2 separate regions of the Mus musculus genome follow, and region 2 is linked to region 1. A link is a loop called in an ENCODE intact Hi-C map of the cell type or tissue named here. Cell type or tissue: gastrocnemius. All regions are shown on one strand. Each heading gives the region's core, and the rest is flanking DNA. Links, peaks and the distances in the headings are about the cores only.

Evidence for each region. A loop is a pair of places that touch in the nucleus more often than their neighbours do. Peaks named below come from ENCODE experiments on the same cell type or tissue, not always from the same donor. Only the 100,000 strongest peaks of a DNase experiment are listed, where the experiment ranks them.
Region 2: it touches region 1 in a loop (6-fold over the local background); 34 of 42 quality-filtered maps call a loop at or near these places.

Annotation. Positions count from the first base shown.
Region 1 is chr1:143,800,531-143,813,220 of GRCm38, reverse strand. Uchl5 (ubiquitin carboxyl-terminal esterase L5) reads right to left here. Exons shown (of 11, transcript NM_019562.2): 10 at 10,988-11,086; 11 at 5,755-6,537. The coding sequence ends at 6,493. Among named protein-coding and RNA genes, the nearest start is that of Uchl5, 30 kb to the right of the region's middle. In gastrocnemius, for the core only: a CTCF peak has its summit at 9,473 (motif pointing left); no DNase peak of the experiment used is centred there; H3K27ac peaks cover 183 bases.
Region 2 is chr1:144,374,216-144,387,103 of GRCm38, reverse strand. No RefSeq gene overlaps it. Among named protein-coding and RNA genes, the nearest start is that of Rgs1, 130 kb to the right of the region's middle. In gastrocnemius, for the core only: a CTCF peak has its summit at 6,885 (motif pointing right); no DNase peak of the experiment used is centred there.

The sequences.
Region 1 (12,690 bases), core at 4,691-12,690:
ATTTTGGGTAAATTAAGGCAAGAGACTGAGACATCTGATTATACCATATCAACAGTGAAGAGGAGAGAAGGAGAGAAAGAGAGAGAGACAGACAGACAGACAGACAGACAGACAGACCAATCCTGCCTGCTTGCTCACTAACTCATGGTCTAGCCTAGGGAATGGTGCCACCCACAGTGGGCTGGATCTTCTATCAATTAACAATCAAAACCATTTCCCAAAAATATAACCATAAGCCAATCTGATTAAAATAATTCCTTATTTGATGATCTCTTCTAAGGTGATTTTAGGTTATATCAAGTTGACAATTAAAACTAACCAGTAACTAATTTTTTTCCAAGTTTTTTTAAGTCTCCATGCTTACATTTAGACTCACCTATGAGGAAACAAGGCACAGAAGCATAGGGCACCTTTAAATAGATCGTCTTTATCTGAAGAGCCTGTTAACATGTTTGATTGCTAACTGATGGTGAAGGACCCAGCCCACTGTGGGAGGTTAGAGCCCAGAAGGAATTGGGGGGTGGGGGAGGAGAGTGTGGTAGAAATATTGAAAATACAGTACTCATTGATGAGCTCTCAAAAAATAAATAATGTAAAAAATATTTCTAAGCCCCCCCCCCTACAGGTTATATAATCAACACAAATTGCTGCAAAGGGAGTATACTGACTGGCAGAGCTGCCTGCGAGTTGCTCAGGGAGTTCCAAGAACACAGTTTTCATGAGTTTGTGGGAGTGGTGAACCTTTTAGTGCCATGGCTATCTTTGAATCACAAAGGCTCCTATAACTTCCCAATCAAAAATAAACCTTGCTGGCTTGCTAAGCTGGTCTTGAGTAGAATCATTTCATTTGTCTGTTACTGATAACCTGACATTTCTTCACATCCTTCCAGAAAAGCCATGCAATAAGCTCAATTTACACCTGAGAAGGCTAATTTCTTACACATAGACGTTGCATTGGTTACAGGAACTAGTACTCTGATCTAGGGATAGTTTAAAAGAAAAATAGAAAAAGAAAAAAGTACCTCAACAAGGGAGATGACCCAAAATACCAGAATAAAGTAGTTTTTAAAACTGCATATAGTTTTTAATTACATCACTTGAGAAACGTGCTGGCATAGAAAAGCAGGAAAATGTCAGTCATGAAAGTAGAAATTATGGAAGTTTAAACACTTCTAGGATGTGTAAATGAAGGACACAGTGAGACTTGGATGAAGGCACGTATAGGAGAGCAGGGGTGGGGAGCACTGGTTAGTGTCCATTACAACAAAGCTTGGGATGAGCTATCATCACAGGCAGCATTTGTAAAAGCCAAATCATTTCCTTTGGGCTAGACTCACCTAGCCTTCCACTCTTAATCTGGTTTCATTGGTAAGTTTATCTCCCAGGGAAAGGGCATATTGACAAGCTGACAGGAATGTTTGACCTGCTGGCAGTTATAATTGTAAACTAATAAATTGCATTTTTCAGGTATACAGTAATGTCTTGTGAGTTTTATTGAATTTGATTAACTATCTAAAGTCCTTAGCATTTTCAAATCAAAAGCTGAAAGGTCAGTTCTCAGTCCTTGGTAACCTTACTAGGAGACACTACCTAGGAAGCCCATCCTGGATAGCTTATTACCTTCTAATCATTACAATTACCAGCCTTCAGGGAGCTACTGGATCCCAGAGCTCACATGGTTGCCACTTATACTCGACATTCCTTAGTAACTTGGTCAAGGTCATCCATTAAGGCCCCTAGAAAGCACCTAACAGACCCAGAGAGTTCTTCTCTTATCTGAGTACTTCCATCTCACATAGGCCCAGCTTGGGCTACAGAGTAACAAACTCTTCTAACACAGGAGTGATTGGTGTATGTGCAGAAGGTACACGAGAGTGTCACAAGGGAGGAACAGTGAAGTAGGAAAAGGAGAGAAGGCAGGCAGGAGAAGGTAGGAAGTGCACTTCTTCAAATGCTTCTATTTTCTCTATGACAAGTGGGATATGCTGTGCATAGTAATAACCATTTGAATTGCCTTGCAAACTGCTTGCTCTTATCACTTGCCAAGTTTTTAAAAACTTTCTTCCCTCTCTTTATTTGCTGTGGGTCTTCTATATTTCACATCAATATTTTTCATATATATTAAACATGTGGCAATGTTCTACTGACAAAGCTCTTAGGTTTTATGACATTTGCTACTGGACAGAATTACTTTTATATTTTTAAGTATTTCTGTTTTATTTCTTGGGAAGTTTTTCTCTCTATTCTCAAGTAATTCTGTCAGATTTTTTTCTAGTAATTTCATTTTTTTTTCAGAGTTTCACTTCTGCCTCTAATAATGACAAGAGTTCAAATTATTTTTAAAAAACCACACCTGCCTCAGATTTCCTTCTACTACTTATGCCCACTATTTTAATATTATTGTTACAACAAAGGGCCAAAGACAGGCATGGTGGAGCATGTCCCTAATCTCATCCTTGGGAGGTAGAAGCGGTAAGTTCAAGAGTTCTAAGTCAACCTTGGCTACCAAGTCAGTTCAAGGCCACCCTGGGGTCCACAGGACTATCTCACAAATGGGAAGGGATAGCTTGAGAACTATCGTATAGATTATAAAAGGCACATTGTGTAGAGATCCCACCCTTTTCTGCTTATTTAACTGATTTTGATACTAACAGCCAGATCAACCTTCATACACCTTTTAACTATCAAACACTATTACATAATACAACTGTGAATTATAACAAACTGGCTATGTATAGGTATACAGGCTGTGCCTATACAATCCATTTCCACAGTGCTGCTTGAGTACCGGAGAGAAGAAAATCTCTTCATTTATGCTTCTGCTTAAAAGACCACTTCAAGGGCCTCTGTGTGGCCATCTATAAACGCTCCACTCACAGTATTCTGCACTGCTGTCTCTTCAAATACATTTCTTTCAATTATTTGACACATATATGCCATCTCACACTTAGTTATCCTACAACAATAGCAATGATCTTATCTTGTTTACCTCCATGTATCTCCAACAGCTATGACTACAAGGATGATTTCTAACAGGCTGAACAAATAACAGTTGAGAATACAATCAGGAAAGAGCAGAAGTACATGGCAACCATAAACCAGAAGCTGCCCCGTTACCCAGCTGCTCTCAGGGGGTGTGTGTAGATACAGAGGTCACTTTCCTTTTTAAGATTCCAGTTGTCTATCAGCAGAGTCCTTGTTCTTAGAATACAACAACAGCATGGTCTGACTCCAATACCTCCAATGACAGATACTATCACTGTTGTTGAAGGGATATATCCCATGAGGCCACAGTGCTTTGCTGGGAGTCAATTCTGGAAACATATACTTGAGCCCACTCCTCCAAACCTCTCAATAGCTTTACAAGGAAAGGATGGTAGCTTCAAAACTCTCATTAATATTCTTCATTCTCTCTGTAACAGCTAGCATGGCTTGAGACCTACAAGTTATTAAAGATATAAAAACGAGAAACTGTGTATTATCAACTTCAAAAGTATTATGTATTATATAATTCTATAATACAATACAGAGAGAATATACAAAACTAGCATAAAAGCATGGATATTTATACAGGAAAAAATAATTACTAAATACACTAAAATATTCTTGTAGTTATCTCTACTGGTAAACTGTATGTAATAAATTCTATTTTTGCTTAAGTTTTCTCTAATATTTCTTTTAAGGGGGAGAAAAACCTTTATCCCCCTCCTCACCATTTCAAACAAAGAAAAAAAGTCCTCCAAAAGGGGGGAAGGTCTAAATGGATTTTGGAATGTTATAGGCAGTTTAGACTGAAGGTACTAGTCTGAACACAACGTCGTAATTTATTATGTATTACACCCCTAAAGGACGAGCAATGTGCCCGATGATCCAGCAACCAAGCATGCGCCTACTCCAGTGGGACAGTCCGGCTGCTGCTCTCTGCCACACAAAGGGCAGCCAGCTATCTTGGGAACTAAACCTGAGGTGAGAGGAGGCAGGGCTGCAGCTGTTGGAAAGTTTGCTGTTTACTGTAGAAGCACATCCCTTAGAACTGACTACAGTAAACAGAATGTCAAGTGCCTTTCTCTACCCAGTGGCTCAATGAGATTTTTAAAAAGGCAAGATTCACTGAGCTCCTTTAAGACTCCTTCCAAAACCATGTCCTTCTAACTAACACGTATCTATTTCTGGGTTGTTGTTCAGCTCTTCATTTTCTCTACCCATGAGCTACCAAAAACCTGTAGGACAAAACAAGGCCTTTATTCACAAGCAAAAATAGCCATGAAGTGCCCCACATTCATAATTGTCAAACTTTCCTATTAGCTCTGAATCAATGAATAATACCACTATCTGATACTTTAAAATAATTCTTAAAAATTAATTTACAAATGGGTCAATGAACCAAACTGCGTTTTTTAAAAGAAATGAAAATGACTAATAGGTATTTTTAAAAGTATTCAACATTTTTAGCCATCAGGGAAATGCAAACGCAAACTACTTTGAGATTCCACCTCACCCCAATGAGAATGTTTTCTCATGGAGAGAACAAAGGCCAACACGCTGGGCAGTGCTCCTTGTCTGTGTGTGGACTGCTGCTACTAGGAGTATAACCAAGAATAGCCACTGTGGAAATCTGCTGCAGTCTTCTCCAAACAAAACAAAAGCTAGAAAGCCAGGCAGTACTGGTGCCCTTAATCCCAGCACACTGAAGGCAGAGGCAGGTAGATCTGAGTTCAAGACCAGCCAGGTCTACAGAGTAAGTTCCAAGACAGCCAGGGTTTCACAGAAAAACCCTGTCTCAAAAATAAACAAACAAACAAACGAATGAATCAAAAATAAATAAGTAAAAATATAACTGCCATGTGACCAGCTATATCACTCCTGAACATCTACTCAAAGGACTCTATAGCTCAGAGATACTTGCATATTTATGTTTATTACTGCTCTATTCATAACAGCAAGGAAATGGAATTAGCCTAGATGTCTGTCTACACTAAATGGATAATCAAAGTGTGGTGCTGAGCCTGGTGTGGCAGCACATGCCTTTAATTCCAGCAATCTGTAGGCAGAGGCAGGAGGATCTCTAAATCTGAGGTCAGCCTGGTCTACAAAAGTCCAGGGCAGACAGGACTGTTACACAGAGAAACTCTCTCAGAAAAACAAAACAAACAAGCAAACAAAACCAAGTAGTATAAAATCTACAGAAGAATGAATGGATCTAAAAATTACTAAGTGGGATAACTCAGACACATGACACATGTTTTCTCTCTTAATGAGAAATGAGAAAAAAATCATGAAATTAGGAAGGGAACACAAGATAGAACTGGTTTTGAGTTAGTTCGGTGATCAAATATGTTTTATGAGAAAGTACAAGAATGAACAGAAAGGAGGAAGGTCAAAAACAAATTATGTATGAAAATACCAAAATACAAACTACCACTTTGTATGCTAATTTAAGTAAGTTAAATTTGGATCAAAGCTGAAGCTAGAAAATGGTATACAAGTTACCTCATAAAATAAATTACATTATTTTACATAAAATGTAAAAAAAAGTCATGTATCATTTCTTTTACATGTGCTTGGATGACTAGTTTTTTTAATAGTAAGTTTAAATTTTTTTCCTTTCAAGTTTAATTTGGAAAGAAGTTAGAAACAAACTCTTGAAAGACAAAGATCCTGGAAACTGTGGATCTGGAATGTTCGTTCAAATGGGCATGGGACAATCCTCTGTCACCACTGCTATCTTTTAAAAGAATTAGGTAACAAACTGTTAAACCCTTAATTTTTAATGAATGCACATAACGTTATCTTGAAAAACAGGTTGTCAAAAAACTCTCAATATTTATGTTTTCTACAGTTTCGTTTCAAAGCAAAAAAATATCCAGGGCTTTCTAGAATAATTCTACAATATATAAACAAATAATCCAAGAAACTTTGCTAAAATATAATTGGGATATTTATTGTCTTCTTTACATATTCATCAAAAATCGTATCAGTCTTTCCAAATGGCTGGCCTTAAAAATCAAATAGGTGTAAGATAAAATTCAGTTTTAAGATCTGCACAACACACCCCAAAGACAAAAACACTAATTATTTTTGCCACAATTAGAAACAGATGACCCAGTTTAAGTAAGATCTGACATTTATAAATTGAATAGACTAAGCTAATAAATAAAAATATTAATCAGAGCAACTACAGATAAAGTATATTATATGTGTATTTTCTATGTTCATTACTATAGTTGTATTTCTAGAGTACCAAGAACTCCCAGATCCAGAATTGAAGAATGGAGTTTAGCCAGCACTTTTTCGTCACTTTTATTTAATATGCACTACATGCCCATGATGCAGGTAGGGAAAGAATTTTAACTCCATGCATAAAGGACAAGACAGACTGGTACTATGCCAAACGTGCACTGAGTCAATTAAGATGTTGTCCAAAGTTCCTTTTATTTAATGGTGTCCATGAAATTAAGTGCAGCACACTGTACACACGTCCAAATATCCTCTTCACTTAGTTTCCTGAGCTTTCTTTGCATTCTGTTTTTCTTTTGCCTAAAAATTAAAGACAGCACATTATGAACTCCTCAAAGACTGTTTTAGATCATACTAAAGTACAATGTATCCAATGGTATTCGCAAGGATAAGGCTTATGCATCGTTCACGCTACTAGAGCCTGTGTGATGGGACTGTAGTCCTAGTTACTGACACTGTGATGTAAGAGAGCAGCCGGCCTGGCAACACAGAAAGGAAAGGTATCACTGAATAAACAAATGAAAAGCACTGAAATACCCGAGTGTGTTCTGAGACACTGAGAGCATGGCAGTTTATAACTTGAGACTTGCAACTTCTGCTGAACCGTAAGCTTATTTACCCTCAGTAGAGATGATCATTTTTGGTTTACAGAAGATCAAATGTACTGATTATAATAATTAAAATATATTCATTCTATAAAGCTAAACAACCATACATATTTGTCCATTTCTTACTCAAACTAAGTCTAATAAAATTATTTATACTTCCATTATATTGAAGTAAATGAATTTAACATAGTTCTGATGAGCTTAATAAAATATCACTAAAAGAATACATATGTATATGTGTGTGTATCAGTATACATATATGTACATATATGTATATAGTAATATATGTACATATATGTATATAGTATTAGTAAATTTATTAGACCTAAATGTTTTTCAACATGATCTCATAATTACAATATTAAATGCAGTAATTCTATTTGTTACTAAAGTAACCAAAGTAAAGAAGAAAAGGCTCATAGGCATTATCAAAGTTGACCAAAGTCACACAGGTAACATACAGTGAAGTTTCAATAGATGTCAAAGACACTTGTTCTCAAGCAGTGCTTTTCAATATGTACGCCAACCGGGGTCCCTATTTAAATGTCGGATGATAATTTAGTAATAAAACAAATTCTCAGGTGACACCAATTCTGCTGATCTTTGAAAACAAACCATAAATGAGAATTCCACATTATATAATCCAAAAATAGGATAATTAGAACTACTTTAACTTTTTGACATATCAGGTACTATTATGCAGCAGTATGATAAAACTAAGAGCTTTGCATTAGACTTAATGGATGTGGTGGCACAGGCCTATAATTTAGCTACCTGGGGAGGAAGCTGATACAGAATGGTTAGTTCAAGACCAGCTGGATAAAATGGCTAAAAATAGTTGGATGCAGTTCAGTTGTAACCTGTGAAAAGCCCTTGAGTTGAGAGAGGGGGGAGGGGGCAAACCACAGAAAATCAAAAGCAAATTATTAAAACATGTATACATAAAATACAGGTATTATCTAAAGTCTAACTACTACATAAAAGTAGTAAAATTAGTTACCTATATAAACATTTTTAATCAGTAGAATGACTTGGAATTTAATTTGTATACCCTATCCTATACAAAATTTCATTCCTTTTCCCATCTAGATTCTTTATTTTTGAGACACAGTTTTACCTTCTAACCCAACCTGGTTCTACAGCTCACAATCCTCCTACCTAGGCTTCCTAAGAGCTGAGATTACAGACATGCAACACCATGTCTGCCTATACAACTCAATTTCAGTTACAATGGAAATTCAATTAACAATGTAAAGAAAAAAAGAGGAAAGTATTTAGTATTTTGCTATTGGTCTTTATAGTTTACAAAATGTTTACTAAAATTAACAAAATTATTGTGATCGTCCTACTTCTTTAAGAGACAGAAGTTGGTTTAAGGATCAGCTACTTACTATCAATTGAGTCTAAATTCAATTCATCTGTATCCCTTTATCAACTACATTCATGGTTTTACATAATAAGGACCAGAAGTTTAAAGAGGTGAAATAGACAATGATTTAGAAGTATGCATACATGTGTATATGTATATATACACACATATGCTGAAACTGAATTTCTTACAGTATTGTGAGTGTAGAGGACTCACAAATAGAATCTTAATCTAGCTAATTTTATGTTTCAGAGGACAGATTTGGTTTATGGTACAATAAGATTTACAACTATTTTTAGATTGCCTCCTGAGCAATGTATACAACTCTCATATAACAAAACCATTAAATTTTACTCTATATCACTAGAGTCACAAGACCAAGGGAAAATTAGTTGTCTTTTGCTTTTTATTCAATATAGTGAAAATTTTTTGCCCCAACTACTTTCACCATTGACTATATAGACAGCTGTCTCAGTCAAAGTCCAACTTCAGATAGACGTGGCATCTACCACCACTAAGAGGCACATCCTTTCTGTGTGGTTCCTCCTACCCCTTTCACACTGTAATAGCCAGTTTCCTTAAAGGAGGGCTGGGGGAACAACCAACCAACTAAATTCCATATATTCCAAGTCCAAATCCAAGTCTAGATTCTATACATAATTGTTCTTGAAAGTATCATGATTAAGAAATTCCTTGACAGCTTTTTATTGTGTTTAATTTTAAAATATAATCTATTTTACCTGCTTTTCAATTTGCTTCGTTTATTAGCACAGAGTTCCAAAGTGGTATAACTTCTTTAGTTTTTTTTTTCTTTTTTTCACAAAAGGATTACAAAAATACATTTGCTAAGAAAATTATTTAGAACTTACTGTTTGTCTGAAATTTTTCACGACTTTGTGCTGAACTAATCTCAAGATACTATGCAGCAGGCTATAATTGTTTCATTCCTTGCCAACCCATGCCACAAGTTGTTTGAGATTTACATCATAACAAAATGTCTAGAATATAATTTGCAGCTAGACAAATGAGATGAACAATTTAAAACATTTCAATCAAATGTTAAATCCAAATACCCTCAAAACCTAGAAGTTAGCACTGTACAGGTAGAAACAATAAATATACACCGTTTGTATAATATTACAGGATAAAACCTGCTACAAACTAGGTAGTCTAGACAGTCAATAACTACCTTCCTTAAAAAACTGCCAACAGAAAGCTCTCAACAGAGCCGGTTACACTAACATTACATATTCATATACTGCCACCTTGTGTCCAAAACAGTCTTTACAAAGGTTTACTCTAAGCTCACAAAACCACCATCATCATTTGGGGAATACAGTCATGGACAATTTAAAAAAAAAAAAAAAAAAAAAAAAAAAAAATCACACCAAACTTTTTCCTAGTCTACACAAAAATACCGCATTTTAAAACAAACTTTAAAGAACCGTTTGCATTGAATAAAGTGATAATCTGTCCATAAGTTTCAATGAGAAACTGTATTCCGAATGCCTCTGAATTCTGAATCCACGTGCCTCAGCTTCCAAGGACTAAGATCATGGGTGTGCACACCACACCCATCACTACTTAGTAGTTTTACAACAGAAAGAGTTCATAGTGCTTCCAAGAAAACCATCCAGATGTCCTATAACAGTTTGAGGATCACAGGCTTCAAGTTGTTAATACAAGATTGAAACTCAGTTTCCCATCTCAGAGCACCCCGAGGAGCATGAACAGAGGAGTTACCAGTCTTCTACAGTAAGTTTAAAGTTAATGCTAAAAAGTGAGTCCTATGTCTCAGGTAATAAGGCAAACACAAATATATTATGAATTCAAATCTCAGTATTATTTTATATTTATAGTATGAAATATCTGGGACAAAATGTATGTTTGCTTTGTACACTTTAAAATCAATAAGAAAAATATACCTACCATGTATTCTTGTCTTTAAATTAATGGTCCAAATTTTTATTTGCCTAGTAGTGTCTTCTCAAAGTGTTTCTCAAAATGTGGTACACAGATCAGTTGCATTAGAATCACTTGGGAAACTTATTAAAGATTCTTTCCCCTACATGAGAATATCTGGGGAGGGGGCCAGGTAACATGTAATTTAAAGAGCATCCAGAGATGGTCATTTTCAGAAATGCTGATTTACAATATAAACGTATAAACAATTTAACTGTAACTCATTTATTCCTTGAATATTTTATTAAGTGCTTAACACTGAAGAATAAATCTTAGAAATCAGAATTTTCCACTTATTTGTTAGTTATCCCTCAGTGGGAAGGATTCTAGATTAGGAATAAGAAACCTGTGTGCTAGCCAAACTATTCTTTTATCCCCATCAATGTCCATTCTAGTTCTAAATCCTGGTATCAAGGCAAAATTTTACAAAATTAGCTAAGGAAAAAAACTTATTATTTCAGTTATTAACAATAAAAATTTATTTTTGTTTAAAGAAAAAAACTGTTTTAATACAGAACAACCTGTGTTGTAAACATTAAGAATTATGGGCTGATACAGTAGTGGGGCGATACCTGTTTTTGTTTTAAAGTACCAGGCTACATTACTTCTCTTACAATTCAAAACAGCAGGCAAAAGAATAAAACTACAAAATACAAAACCCTAGGCAAAAAAATAACTACACAATGCAAAACACTAAGCAAAAGAATAAATCTACAAAAGCCCCAGATATTTTACCTCCATTCATGTTCATAACAATGATGGACTGGGGAGACCCTAACCTAGCTTGAATAGTCACCAAGAAACCACTTACCTTTTCCACAAGTGGAATTAACTGCTGGTGCTCAGCTAAGGTCTTTAACAATTCCATAATGAAAGGCAAGTAATTATGCTTCCTTCTGATATTTTCAATCTGAAAATAAAACACATTTTCTGATTCTATCATTCTATCATTCAATTTAAAATCCTTCATTCTCATAAACAGTATGAGGAATAAGATTTGATCCCTCCCGATAATAAAGAATGTAAAACAAGTAGCAAGTATTTTCTAGGTACAACATTTTCCCCTCAGCTTAGCAAATTGGTTTTTTAAAGTCCTCTCTGAACAATCTTCTATAGGAAAAAAAAAGAAGCCTATTCCAAGGATATTTATAAAAACATAAGCTGTGAAAACCAACTCACCAAGGTCTACAAGATAAACACCGCTGCTACTGTAAGTACACACTACTGAAGCCAAGACTAATGAGAGCAGCTCTAATTTGAAGTTAACTACATTTTCTTGAGGCCTTTGATTAGTCAGTGAGGATGGATGGCAGGGGTAAGTCTGTGCTGGGGAACACAGTCTCCCAAGTTGATACTGCATCCCATCTAGCAGATGCTCCATCCACTGCTCCTTTCCCGTTTGTAAGGCACTCCATTTCCTCAAATGAATTTGAATTTTTAATTTCTTTTAAACTAGGTGTAATTTGTTATATGTTCTTACAATTAAGTCATAGGTAATGTGTGCACCATCTTAGTATTAGGTGACAAGGAAAATAATGGTTGAAACTATCATCTCATACTTCCCCATTGCCAAAAACTTGGCCCTTTAACATCATTAACAGTGATTTGTTGCCTGTTGAGTACAACGTAACATTGTGCTGACAAAGTAAACAAATGCAACAAAAACCTAGTCCTTGCCTTGAGCATCACATGAAAAGGGAATCTTGTACTACTTCGGTACATAACCATTAGGCATCCACTATCTAAGTCCTCCTTCTATTTTCAGCTTACTGAACAGACTGTAAGTGAAGGAAGTCAGCAGTTACATAACTGTTTGTTATAACTAAAGAAAATCAAATAAGGATTCTCAAAAACCTTAGAATTTTAAAAGAAAAAATCAAGAGACAGAATTTCACGTAACTTTAAGGCATAACAATTTGGTTATACACTTAAGATAGAATATATACTAAGGAATAAGACAGACTATAAAAAACTTCACCTGTTAATACTAGTGCCCTAGCTAGATAGACAGAGAGATAGAGATAGGATGAAGCCGGGTGTGGTGGCACACGCCTTTAATCCCAGCACTTGGGAGGCAGAGTCAGGCCGATTTCTGAGTTCGAGGCCAGCCTGGTCTACAGAGTGAGTTCCAGGACAGCCAGGGCTACACAGAGAAACCCTGTCTCAAAAAAAAAAAAGAGAGAGAGAGATAGGATGAGATCCATTACTTTGTTACTAACTTAAGAAATTAATTTAAAAAATTTAAGTATTATTATTCATGAACCAAATGAGTAATGTTCAGAGGAACCAAAATTTCCATATTAATATTTAAGGCTAAGAAGTATTGAAATGTAAAAAAAGAAAATATCCAAGAAAACAAGACTAAGAAGTAGAAGTATTATATTAATTCATCTAGCACTACTAACAAAAATGTACTTCTTAACCTGAAAAAGCCCTACAACAAGCAAGCAGCCAGGCAATCACCTAGTGCGTTTTAAACCATTTTCAGCTAGTTTGTAGTAGCATGCATCAGTA
Region 2 (12,888 bases), core at 2,327-10,326, 580 kb before region 1:
GGCGTTTTCATTGGACAAAATAAGGCCCAAATGCTGCATAATATCCCTTCCCCAGAGGTTAACCGGGAGTGGGAGCACATAAGGTATGAATTTCCCTTGCTGCCCTTCAGAGGATTCCCACGTCAAGGCAATGGAGCTTATAGTGGGACATGATTGATAACCTAGGCCCTGTAATGAATGAGATGACTCTGTGGTGGGCCATGCTTTGGGCCACCAATGTGTAGAAATTATACTTTTATCTGCTCCGGTATCAAGGATGCCTTCAAACTCTTTTCCGTTGATCTTAAGGCGGAGCTTAGGTCTATCATTCAAAGATACAACCAAATAGGCAGAATCATTTCCTGAGGAGCCCATTTTCTTTCTCTCAGGTCCTGCAAATTTCTCCCTGGTATTATCAGGGAGGAGCAGCAGCTGAGCTATCCTATCTCCTTTACTAATAGAAAAAACGCCCTTAGGGCTTGAGCACAGGACCTGTATTTCAGGGGAATGTTGACAATCCATAACTCCAGGGTGGACTACTAAGCCCTGCAAGGTGAGTGAACCCCGGCCGAGAATAAGGCCCAGGGTTCCCGGGGGCAAGGATGGTATAGGCTCCACTGGCACCGGCTGAATACTCATTTGAGGCATTAATAGGAAGTCGGAGGCGGCACGCAGGTCCACCCTTGTGGGTCTTCCTGGGTCGCCTCTCTGACTGCTTCCTGGGTCCTGACAAACCGGTTCCCATATCTTTGAGGGCCCTGGGACCGAGGGCCCGATGACCCGTTTTTTGGCACATAAGCTGATTGACTATCAGGTGGGGGAAGGATTCTGCCCTTTATATCCCTCACAGAGCGACACTGGTCGGCTCTATGATAACCCTTGCCACACTTAGAGCAAAGAGTGAGAGTCCCTCCCTGTTTATCTGGAGCTCTGCAATCTTTCTTAAGATGCCCAGGCTTTCCACAGTTAAAACATGTCCTCTGATCATTTCTGCCCATGGAGCGGTTTTGGGATTGAAGGATGGCAGCCGCTAAACCTGCATTGCTGAGAGGTCCCCCAAGCTCTCGACAGACCCTGAGCCAGTCTTGTAAGCCTTTGTTCTTTCTTGGGGCTATGGCCGCTCGGCACTCCTTTGTGGCTTGCTCATAGATGAGCTGTTCTACCAGAGGTGCGGCTTGCTCTGGATCTCCAAAAATACGCTCTGCTGCCTCTGTCATTCTGGCCACAAAATCTGAGAAGGACTCCTGAGGTCCCTGGACGATCTTTGTTAATTGCCCAGTGGCTTCACCTGCTCGGGAGAGCGCCTTCCAGGCCCTTATAGCCGTGGAGGAAATTTGGGCATAAGCTCCCCAATGGTAGTTTGTCTGATCAGCAGAATAAGCTCCCTGACCCGTTAACAAGTCAAAAGTCCAATCTCTCTGCTCTGGAGTCAAAGCAGCTGCGTTTGTTCGGGCCTGTGCTTGTGCAGCCTCATGCCAAAGCGCTCTCCATTCCATATATTTGCCCATACTAGGGAGAGGGCTTTTACAATCGTTTGCCAGTCGGCAGGAGTTAGTGCCATGCCGGCAAGCCTGTCTAACTGCACCAAGGTAAAATTAGCATTGGTTCCGTATTTACGGACCGACTCGGCAAGTTCTTTAATCTGCACGTATTCTACCGGAGCGTGGACACGCCCACCCTCGGCTCCTTCAAAGACCGGAAATGCCTGTTGTATTTTCCTTTGTTCCTCTCTGGGAATGAATGAGTCTGTGCATTGCCTCTCTGCGCATTGTCTCTCTGCGCATTGTCTCTCTGCGCATTGTCTCTCTGCGCAGGGCTGACGCACTACGCAGGGCGGGGGCTCCGCATAGGGCGGACCTTGAAGCCGACTGCCCGGAGGCTGAACAGCATGCTGGCTTTCGCCAGCCGCTTTTGGCTTTTTTCTTGACCGACTAGCTAGCACTTTATCTGGCTGGTAATGAGCTGCTTCTTCCTCCCAGTCTGTTTCTTCAGAGGAGAATTCTTCATCTGCTTCAGAGCTACTAAGAGCTGGCTTCCTGAGCTCATCTAGTGACGAGTATCTCCTAGAGACCTCCGCTAATTGATCTTTTTTCTTTTCTTTTTTCTTTTCCTTCCTTCTAATCTCTCCCCAGGTATTCTTACCTGACCTAAACTTTTCCTTGGGTTCAAGACCCTTGGAAAGGCCTGTATACTTATTCTGTGCACCATATTTCCTCTTTGCTCCTACTCTCTCTCCCCGCTTTACTTCTGATAGATTGTCCTGAATTTCATCTAGAATTTTCAGCCCTATCTTAATCACTTGATAACATGTGAAAAAGAACAAAAGGGCTCCTAACACTAGAAAAAGTTCAAGGCCAAACATACCTTGTAAAGCTATTTTCCACTTTACTTCTGATAGACTGTCTTGAATTTCGTTAGAAAGTTCAAGACCAGACTTACCTTGTAAAGCTGTACTCACTGGTACTCCTGTTCCCCAGCTGAAAAGTTCTGAATTCATGCAGTTGAATCCTTCTCAACAGTCTGTTTTACGGGAACCTTTATTACCGTGACCCGCAGTTCTGGTTCCGGAATGAGGGATCTTCCTTGCGCCGGTCCCGAGTTTTCTTGTATTTTCTCGTCCCGGATTTCAGCACCAACTCTTAAACGTGTTCTCACGACCGGCCAGGAAGAACACAACAAACCAGAATCTTCTGCGGCAAAACTTTATTGCTTACATCTTCAGGAGCCAGGAGCGCAAACCCCAAGCCCCAAAAACGAAAACCCCCCGCTTACATCTTTAGGAGCCAGAGCGCCAGCGCGCCAGAGCGCCAGAGCGCCAGAGCGCAGAGCGCAAAAGCGCAAGCAAGAGAGCGCAAGTAAGAGAGAGAATGGCGGAAACCCCGTCCCCTTTTAAGGAGAATTATCCTTCGCCTAGGACGCATCACTCCCTGATTGGCTGCAGCCCATGGCCGAGTAAAGGCAGAGTACATGTAGTGGAAAATTACTCTTGGCACATGCGCAGATTATTTGTTTACCACTTAGAACACAGCTGACAGCGCCATCTTGTGACGGCGAATGTGGGGGCGGCTCCCAACAATTATGCACATTAATTATTCTAAATATACAAACTATATTTGTACTCCAGTTCTTGACACTGTTATTAGGTTACTTCGTCTAACAAATTCATTTGTGTTTACAAACATACCTCAAATAATTTCATCCTGATAAACTCCATTGAAAATGTGGGGTAGAAAAATGCCCACTTTATTCTAAGTTGGACTAATAATAATTTCTAGATGTGTCTTAGTTAGGATAGTCAATGCTGTGAAGAGACACCAGTATGAAGGCAACTCATATAATGGGAAACATAACTGGGGATGGCTTATCGTCATGGTGAGAAGCATGGTAGCATGCAGGCAGACATGGTGCTGGAGAAGGAGCTGACAGTTCTTCAACTTGATTCAAAGTCAGGCAGAAGGAGAGTGAATATGTTTTACTGTTTTACACTGGGCAGACCTTTGAGTATATATATATATATATATATATATATATATATATATATATATGCATCCTCAAAGCCCTGTTCTGCCGCAGACCCTCTGAGCCCCTTTGTCTGTGTGGAACGGGTTTCTAGTCGCGGGTGGGCAAAGCGTCGGATGAGTGACAAACAGATGCACACAGGAGAGGTCGTGTGGAATCTGAATGTATGTTTCAAATCGAGCATCAGACTTTTTATGCAGAAGACAATAAGGAAGTTGGGTGACATATTCGCAAGGTACAAATGAGGTAACCAGAATCTTACATAAAACAGAGGAATGCAAACACAAAAGGTCTAACGGGAACCACCTGGGATAGAATTCATTGTTAACAACTGGGATCAAAAGGGCCCCCAATGGAGGAGCTAGAGAAAGTACCCAAGGAGCTAAAGAGATCTGCAACCCTATCGGAGGAACAACATTATGAACTAACCAGTACCCCAGAGCTCTTGACTCTAGCTGCATATGTATCAAAAGATGACCTAGTCGGCCATCACTGGAAAGAGAGGCCCATTGGTCAGGCAAACGTTATATGCCCCAGTACAGGGGAATTCCAGGGCCAGAAAATGGGAATGGGTGGGTGGGGGGGGGACTTTTGGGATAGCATTGGAAATGTAATTGAAGAAAATACGTAATAAAAAAAAATAGAAGAAAAAAAAAAAGGGGCTCCACCTAAGATTCGTAGAAGCCAGGGTCAAGGGCTTCGTGCTTTTGCCATAGTTCCTATTTTAGTCTATTGTATAGTCCACCTTCCCCTTAGGCCATTGTAAATACGTGTGTATGGGTGTAACTCAGCTATAGTCTTAGAAGCCAGGTGTGAGGTCTTTACTCTCCTAGGGCAAGGGCTTTCACACCCAAGTCGTGGTTCTAACGAGGGAGTTCCATTCTAGCTAACCATCTCATGAATAATGCAATACTCTAAAACCACAGCCCGATCTACTTCCTAAACCATTGTAAATTCCTGTATATGGGAGCTACTTGGCTTTTATTGATAGTGTAATACCAGAGGCTATTCTGAATGTCAGTGTCTAGCTCAAGGACGTTCTAGGACTGTTGGAACACTGGCGAAAGGCTTTAGCTATGTCAGAATTCAATCTTAAAAGGCACTTATAATAAAGACAGCATGTGGATCCATCCACTAGACTAACGCGGGAATGGAAAATTTAGAGAGCACGCCAGACTCCAGGAGCGAGTTTCCGTGAAACTCTTTTGCCTCAAGAGTAGTTTTCAAGCCTTTCGGCTTGTCAAGCTGACTCAACCAGAGCGTGTGGCACTGTTCCACCATGATACCATGATACACTTCCTCTAAAAAGGCCACACCTCCTCCAATAAGACTTCCTAATAGTGCCAATTCCTGTGGCCATGCATTCCAACATGTGAATCTATGGAAGCCATTCCTATTTAAACCTCCACAATAGTGGCAGGATAACTGAAAACAGCTCAAGGGGAAATCACATATTTGGGCTCATGGTTTCAGATAGATGTAAATTTATTGTCTCTTGAAAGGCAGAAGAGAGCAATTCTTTATAATTAATTATTTAATTTATTTTTTTACATCCCAAATGCTGCCCCTTCCTTCTTCCCTCTTTCAGATTTTCCCCCATCTCCCCATACCTTCCCCTCACTTCTGAGAGGGTGCCCCTTCTTGGCATCCCCCCACCCTGCGGCATCAAGTCTTTATAGGATTAGGCCACTGAGGCCAGACAAGGCAGTCCTCTGCTTTCTATGTGTATGTTCTTTGGTTGGTGGCTTAGTCTCTGGGAGCTCCCAGGGGTCCAGGTGAGTTGACACTGTTGGTTTTCCTATGGGGTTCTCATCTAGTGCAATTCTGTTGCACAGTTGTGTGGCAGAGTTCATTATATGACAATGGAAGCAGAATGAAAGAATAAGGGTCTGAGTCATAGCGGTTAACCTTAAAAGGCCCACCACCAGTGACCTAATACAGAGAACCAGACTGCAAACCCTCAAAGGCTCCAAACCTCCCAAAACAATGTCTCCAGATGAGCTCCAAATATTCAAACACATGGGCCTGGAGTGGGGGTGGGGTAATCTAACCTTCAACCCATAACATTATACCACTGGACCCTTCAGTCTCATGGACCACATCATAATATAATTTTTTTTATCCTTTTTCAAGAGTCCCCCTTAGTCTTCATAATCTCAACATCATCTATAACCTTTATTTCTGTGTGTCTGTGTGCATCAATGTGTGTGTTCATCTATGTGTGAGTGTGTGTGACTATGTGTATGCAAATGTGTGTGTGACTATGTGTGTGCAAATGTGTGTGTGAATGTGTGTGGTTGAATGCATGCATACCACAGCAGGCAAATGGAGGTTAGAGGACAGTTTGCCAGAGACAGTTCTCTTGATACACCAAATGGGTCCCAGGGATGAAACTCAAGGCCTTAGGCACTTTTACCCCCTCAGCCATCTCAGTAGCCCAACAGCTTCTGTTAATAGTGCTTATCACTAGCAGTCACAGGCCTCTTTTCTCTATACAACATTGTTTTAGTTAGTATCTGAAGGCATGGGTTTCAATGTGATATTTCCATACCTGACACTGACGACCTGGCAGTAGCCACTTGAAGCTGAATTTGCATCCTTATTCCAGATTCATTCACTATGTGGTATAACTGCATTGATGATGTCAGAGGTGGAAGTTTCAAGTGCATCATTTCACCAGCAATCATAGAAAATCCACCACGGAGCTCCCCACCCCCTTCTTACCCACTCATTGTAAGCATCTCACTCCCTGTGACTTCCACTACCGAGTAAGTCTAAAGTGAAATCTCTGTCCCCACTATACTAACACAGATAAAAGGCTTCACAAGTTTCTGCCACTAAAACACTTTTAAAATGATAGAGGTTATTTGTATTTAAGATTTACTCTCTATCAAGTGGCTTAGCTATACTAACTTGAATCTATCTCTAAAATGTGAACCTCTTTCTGAAATTGTCATACAAAAAATCAAAATACAGCTTGGAAGGTAAATGTCAGAGTGAACAGTTAGTCAATAAATTATTTTATAATTTTAATTTATTGTATAATATTTTACAATTTTTTTCAATATGAAAATTATTTTAGTGTTAGCCCTTTGTTTAATCTGCTTAAGTTACAACACAGTAACAGCATCGATCAGCACTATGTCAATGAGCATTATTGACCAGTGAGAGATTTATAATTTTTAAAACTTTTCAATTTCAAGTAGGCAGATGGGGGAGTACCCACATAGAGGAGAGGAAGAGGAGGGGATATGGGTCTTGTGGAGGGTCTTGGAAGGGGGATAACATCTGAAGTGTAAATAAATAAACAAACAAAAAAAGGCACTGTCTTTTCTTCAAGAACTGGCTTTTGCCTTTGGAATATTTCTTTGGTCTTTGCTCTATCACCACTAGAGGGCAGAAAAGTACAGGAAAAAAATCCATGCTAGAGATTTAAATTCTTTGTAAGTTTTCTCAAACCGCATGGAAATCATGTTTTTTCCAAACACGCTTCCCTCTTTAGCAATCAGTGAAAATAATATCATAAATAAAAGTTAAATATTTAGTATTATATGTCAAATATCAGCTAAAATATAATATATTTAACTTCACAATTTTATAAAAATTATGTTTCCCAATACATAAAATATGAATTATAATGCAAAATCATTCATAATATACACAGGATATTTAACTCATAGTGGAAAATTATGTGAATTATTACAAGAGGGACAGAAGGCAATATGATTGGATGATCCTGTGCTTGGAGATGCAGAGACCAAAGAGACAGGCTTACTTATTAGGTGATAAGGCACATTGGAAGAAAGTTGTAAAAACACCAGAAAACATATCTACAAAAAGCCTACAAATGGGGTTACAAAAAGTGATCCCATACTAGAATATCAATATTTTTCCAATTTTTACACCCCTTCCCCAACCCACCTATAAACGAACAAATAGATAAAACATTAAAACAACGTACAACCAAAGTGTATAACATGCATGCATGAAACTTTCATAATGATTAACACCTATTATTTTATATATTTAATATATTATAATAAACATGCAAACTCACTTTGGAAATCCCACTGGAGTTTTTGAGCATAATGGATCCCAGGTAAAGGCATTTGCCATCAGCTCTGAAAATCTGAGTTTCATTTTTGAGACCCACATGATTCAAGGAGAGAATCAAATCACTAAAACACTCACATTATATACATATACATACATACATATATATATATGTATATATATGTGTGTGTGTATAAGTATATGTACATATACATGCATATATATACATATATGTACAAATATATGTATATGTACATATATATGGAGAGAGAGAAACTAATGTAAATGAGAAGACTTTAAAAGTTTCAATATTTAACTGAGCCAAGCAATTTTCTTCGATTGTCCATTGTTATAATAACAAGTCTTAGAGTATTGTAGTCTGTGAAGGTGGGAGGGTCCCTATATTTTTTTTTATTTAATTCCTCAAGATGACTCTCTTAGAGCATCTTTCAAAATGTCTACTCATGAATTTAGATCTAATGCTTTTATACTTTTTGAGTCTTACTATTTACTAACTTTGTTACTAATGAATGTAGATGGTATGCTTCCATACCTTGCCTATAGTCATCAACTTCCTGAATTATTTTATTAATACTAAATACATATAAAATCTTTTATGTTCTGCATCTGTAATCATCCTTTGCAAATGATATGATTTATTCTGTGCATTTTGCAATTTTATTTCTCTTTCTATGTTTTCCCCATTTCCTGTATTGACATAAAGTGATATGATAGCATCCTAGACATGATCTATAAATGAACAGAGAAATTTACAGTCTCTTAGTATCTAGTGTAATATTTACTAAGGGTCAGGGCTGGAGAGATGGCTCAGTGGTTAAGAGCAGTCTTCCAGAGGTCCTGAGTTCAATTTCCAGCAACCACTGTGGCTCACAACCATCTGTAATGAGGTCGGATGTGTTTTAAATTAACAAATTGGACTTTAATGATCTTTTACTTATGTGGTTATTTCATCATTTTCAATAGCTTATCAATTCTATGTTACTGTGTTTGGAGGATTTAATTTATTGATGTTTTCCCAATAGCTAACATGTGAAGATGAAGGATTGGCTGACTGAATTTTCAATTTTTTTTTTAGACATAGGCATATAAAACTTTAAGTATAATTTTTTGTGTATGTCTTTAATGTCATTTTATAAGTTGTCAACATTGTGTTTCTTTATCATTTGCTTCTAATTTTCATTGTGATGGTTCTCTCATAATTTGAGACATGGTCTTCTGAAACCTAGGCTAATCATAAATTCACTATGCAGCCAGATGTAACCATGGACTTCCCAGCCTTCCTGTCTCACCTCTGTAGCTCTAGGAGCACAGGTGTGTGCCCCATGCTCAATTTTATGCAGCACTAAGGAACAAACCCAGGGTCTTACGCATGCTAGGCAAACACTCTACCAACTGAGCTTCATCCTCAGACCTCTCATGGATTCTACATAAACTTCATCTTAAATGTACTTATTAATCTGGAACTATATAGGAGCAGCTACCAATTTTAATTGGTTAAATGTTCCAAATATTTCTCTAGCACCAGGTAGTATGCTTTATTATTATTTCCCTGTATTCTATTTTAAGAATGATTGTGGTTCTGATTTATTTTTCAAAAATCAAACTCCATTTTTTTCTTATTTCTGATTCTCTTTGGTTATTGGGTTTATAAATTAACTTATTATTTGAATTTTCACCAATGCTAATTTTTCTTAGTTTGTGGTTGCAATATGTCAGCCATATAGAACATGAGGTGAATTTTCTATTAATGCTAACTTCACCATGGAGGTAAACTTTGAAAATTCTTAGGAAACCCATCTACTTGATTACATGATTGTACTTCTTCAGCAAAATTGTTAAGATTAGGCAATGCTTGCTTTTTATGGTACTGTCCTATGGTTACTGCCTGGCACTGGCCTGACCATCATCTTAGAAACACATTTTCAAGATCACAGCGGGTACAGGGTATAGGGGAGGGAGAGAGGGAGTCAGTGAACATTCACAATCCCCTCCAAGATAATCAACTGGTCACTGTCTACACAGTTATTACTCATCTTTATAAATGAAAAGCCTATTAAAAATTACTCCATCCAGATGCTAATAAAGGAAGGTTACCAAGATTTGGTGTGGCCAATGCTTTCCTGCCTGGTTGATCCCAGGAGAAATCACCAAGAACAAGTCCAAATGAGGAGATGCCTCCACTTCTGGAAGTTCAGAGAAGACAGGATTCCTAGAGGACAATCCTCTTCTGTGGCCTTAATGAAGTTTGTCAAGGTTTTCTGCTCTGAATCACAGAGGCCACCAGAAAAGCCTGACACTTTCTCATTATCCCATGGACCACATCAATCACCATTGAAAGTGATTGCTGAAAGTTGTGGCTCAACATACAATCTATGGAGGGTGGTATCTATGCCTCCCTAAGACACAGAAAATTATAGGTATTCAATAAATATTTAGTGTGTTTAATTTCATGGAAAATTAATTTATACTACATCAGGGGAACTGAGTATAAATGGTTATTAGAAAATATTTCACATGGTTAGAGATATTGTTGTGTTTCTAAATGAGCAAGGAGGCAATATAATGCTGTGGGAGGGAGCACCTGAGTAGACCAGGCCATGATGATCCCCTGGGAATCAGCTGTAAGACAGGCTTAGTATAAAGGGGAGTTTATTTGGTTAAAGGGAAGGAAACAAGGAGAAGGGACAGAAGCAGAGAAAAGAGAGGGTCAGAGAAGGATAAAAAAAGAGAGGAGAGGAGAAGGGAGGAAGAGGCTAGCCAGAAACGTGTGGGGAAGAGAGAAGATGGAGGGCAGGTGGGAGAAGAAAAGGAAGAGAGACAGATAAAGAGAAAGAGGAGTACAGAGCATCTGTCTTATGCATCTGGCTCCATAACTGACTGGCAGAGAAGCAAGCTGTTTCTAGTTTCTGGGACGAGCCTAAAGGAATTGCTAATAGATGTGTTGATAAGAAATCAACAAAAGCCAAGGCAATGTGACACCTCCAAAGCACAGTTACCCTGGAAGGCTTGGCTATCCTAACACAACCAAAACACAAGAAAATGTCCTTAAATATAATCTTATAAAGTGGATAGAGGTCTTGAAAGAGGAAATGAATAAATCTCTTAAAGAAATACAAGAAAATATGATCAAACAGATAGAGTTCTTTAAAGAGGAAACAAATCCTGTAAAGACATACAGGAAAATACAATTAAACAGGAGACGGAAATAAATAAAACTGTAAAAGACCTGAAACTGAAAATAGAAGTAATAGAGAAAACACAAACTGAGGAAATCCTGGAGATGGAAAACCTAGGGAAGAGAACAAGAACAGATGCAAACATCACCAACAGAATACAGGAGATTGAAGACAGAATATCAGGTGCAGACAATGCAATAGAAGAAAATGATATATCAGTCAAAGAAAATATTAAATCTAAAAAATTCCTGACATACAGGAAATCAGGGATACCATGGAAAGGCTTTACCTAAGATCAATAGAAATAGAAGAAGCTGAAGGGTTCCAGCTCCAAGGCTCAGAAAATATTTTCAACAAAATCACAGAAGAAAAGTTTCACATCTTAAAGAAAGAGATGCCTATAAACATACAAAAAGCTCATAGAACACCAATTAGACTGGACCAGAGAAAGAAAATCCTCCAACCATATAATAATCAAAACACAAAATTTACAGAACAAGGAAACAATATTATAAGCATCAAGGGAAAAAGGCCAGGTAACATACAAAGACAGACTTATCAGAAGTGCATCCAATTTCTCAACAGAGACTCTAAAAGGTAGAAGGTCCTGGAGAGATATAGTGCAATCTCTAAAAATTCACAGGTGCCAACTTAGACTACTATACCCAGCAAAACTCTCAATCACCATAGATGGAAGAAGAAGATATTTCAAGATGAATCCAAATTCTAATTATATCTATCTACAAAACAACTCTACAGAAAATACTAGAACAAATATTCCAACCCAAGGAGGATAACTACATCCAAGAAAACACAGAACATAAGTAATTCCATACCAGCAAAAACAAGGACAGCACACACACACACACACTAGCACCACCAACATCAAAATAACAGGAAACAATCTCTGGTCATCAACATCTCTCAACATCAACAGAATCAATTCGTCAATAAAAGGACACAGGCTAATAAAATGGATGTGAATACAAGACCCATCATTCTGCTGCGTACAAGGAACAAACCAAAGCAATAAAGATACACATTACCTCAGAGTAAAGAACTAGAAATTATTTTTTCCAAGGAAACGGACCCAAGAAGCAAGCTGGAGTAGCCATTCTAATATCTAATAAAATATTCTTTCAACCAAAATTAATTAAAAGAGAAAGGGAAAGACCCTTCACATTCATCAAAGGAAAACCTACCAAGATGATATCTCAATTATGAACGTCTATCCCACAAACACAAGAGTACCCACATTTGTAAAAGAAGCATTGCTATAGCTAAAATTGCACTTTGAACCACACACATTAATAGTGGGAGACTTCAGCACCCCACTCTCATCAACTGACAGATCATCCAGAAAAAAAACTAAACAGAGAAATAGTGAAAGTACAGACATTATGAATCAAATGGTCCTAACAGATATCTACAAAATATCTTACCCAAACACAAAGAATATTCCTTATTTACAACACTTCATGAATCCATCTCCAAAATTGACCATATAGTCACTCACAAAGAAAGCCTCAACAAATACAATAAAATTAAAATAATGTCTTATCAGACCATGATGAATTAAAGCTGAACTTCATCATCAAAAGAAACACCAGAAAGCCTAAGTGCAAGTCTACTAAATCTCATATAAGAGAAAGTGGAAAATACCCATTAACACATTGGTACAGGAGACAAGTTTCTGAAAAGAACACCAATGGTTCAGAGTATAAGATCAACAATTGATACATGGGACCTCATGAAATTTCAAAATTTCTGTAAGGCAATGGGCAGTGTCAATAGGCCAAATTGGCAGCCAACAAATTGGGAAAGGATCTTCACCAACCCTACATCTGACAGAGAACTAATATCCAAAATTTACAAAGACCTCAAAAAGTTAGACACCAACAACCCAAATAACCCAATTAATATAGGGTATAGAGCTAAACAGAGAATTCTCAAGAGAGGAATCTCAAATAGCCAAAAGGCACCCAAGAATCAATGGAGGTAATCATAGCTGTGACTCAGAACATTAGGGATGTGAAACCTGAAGAGGCCACCTCATGTAGCCAAGCAGGAACCCCAGTGGAGCAATAGAGACACCAACCCACCCACAAAACTTTCAACCCCAAATTTATCCTGTCTACAA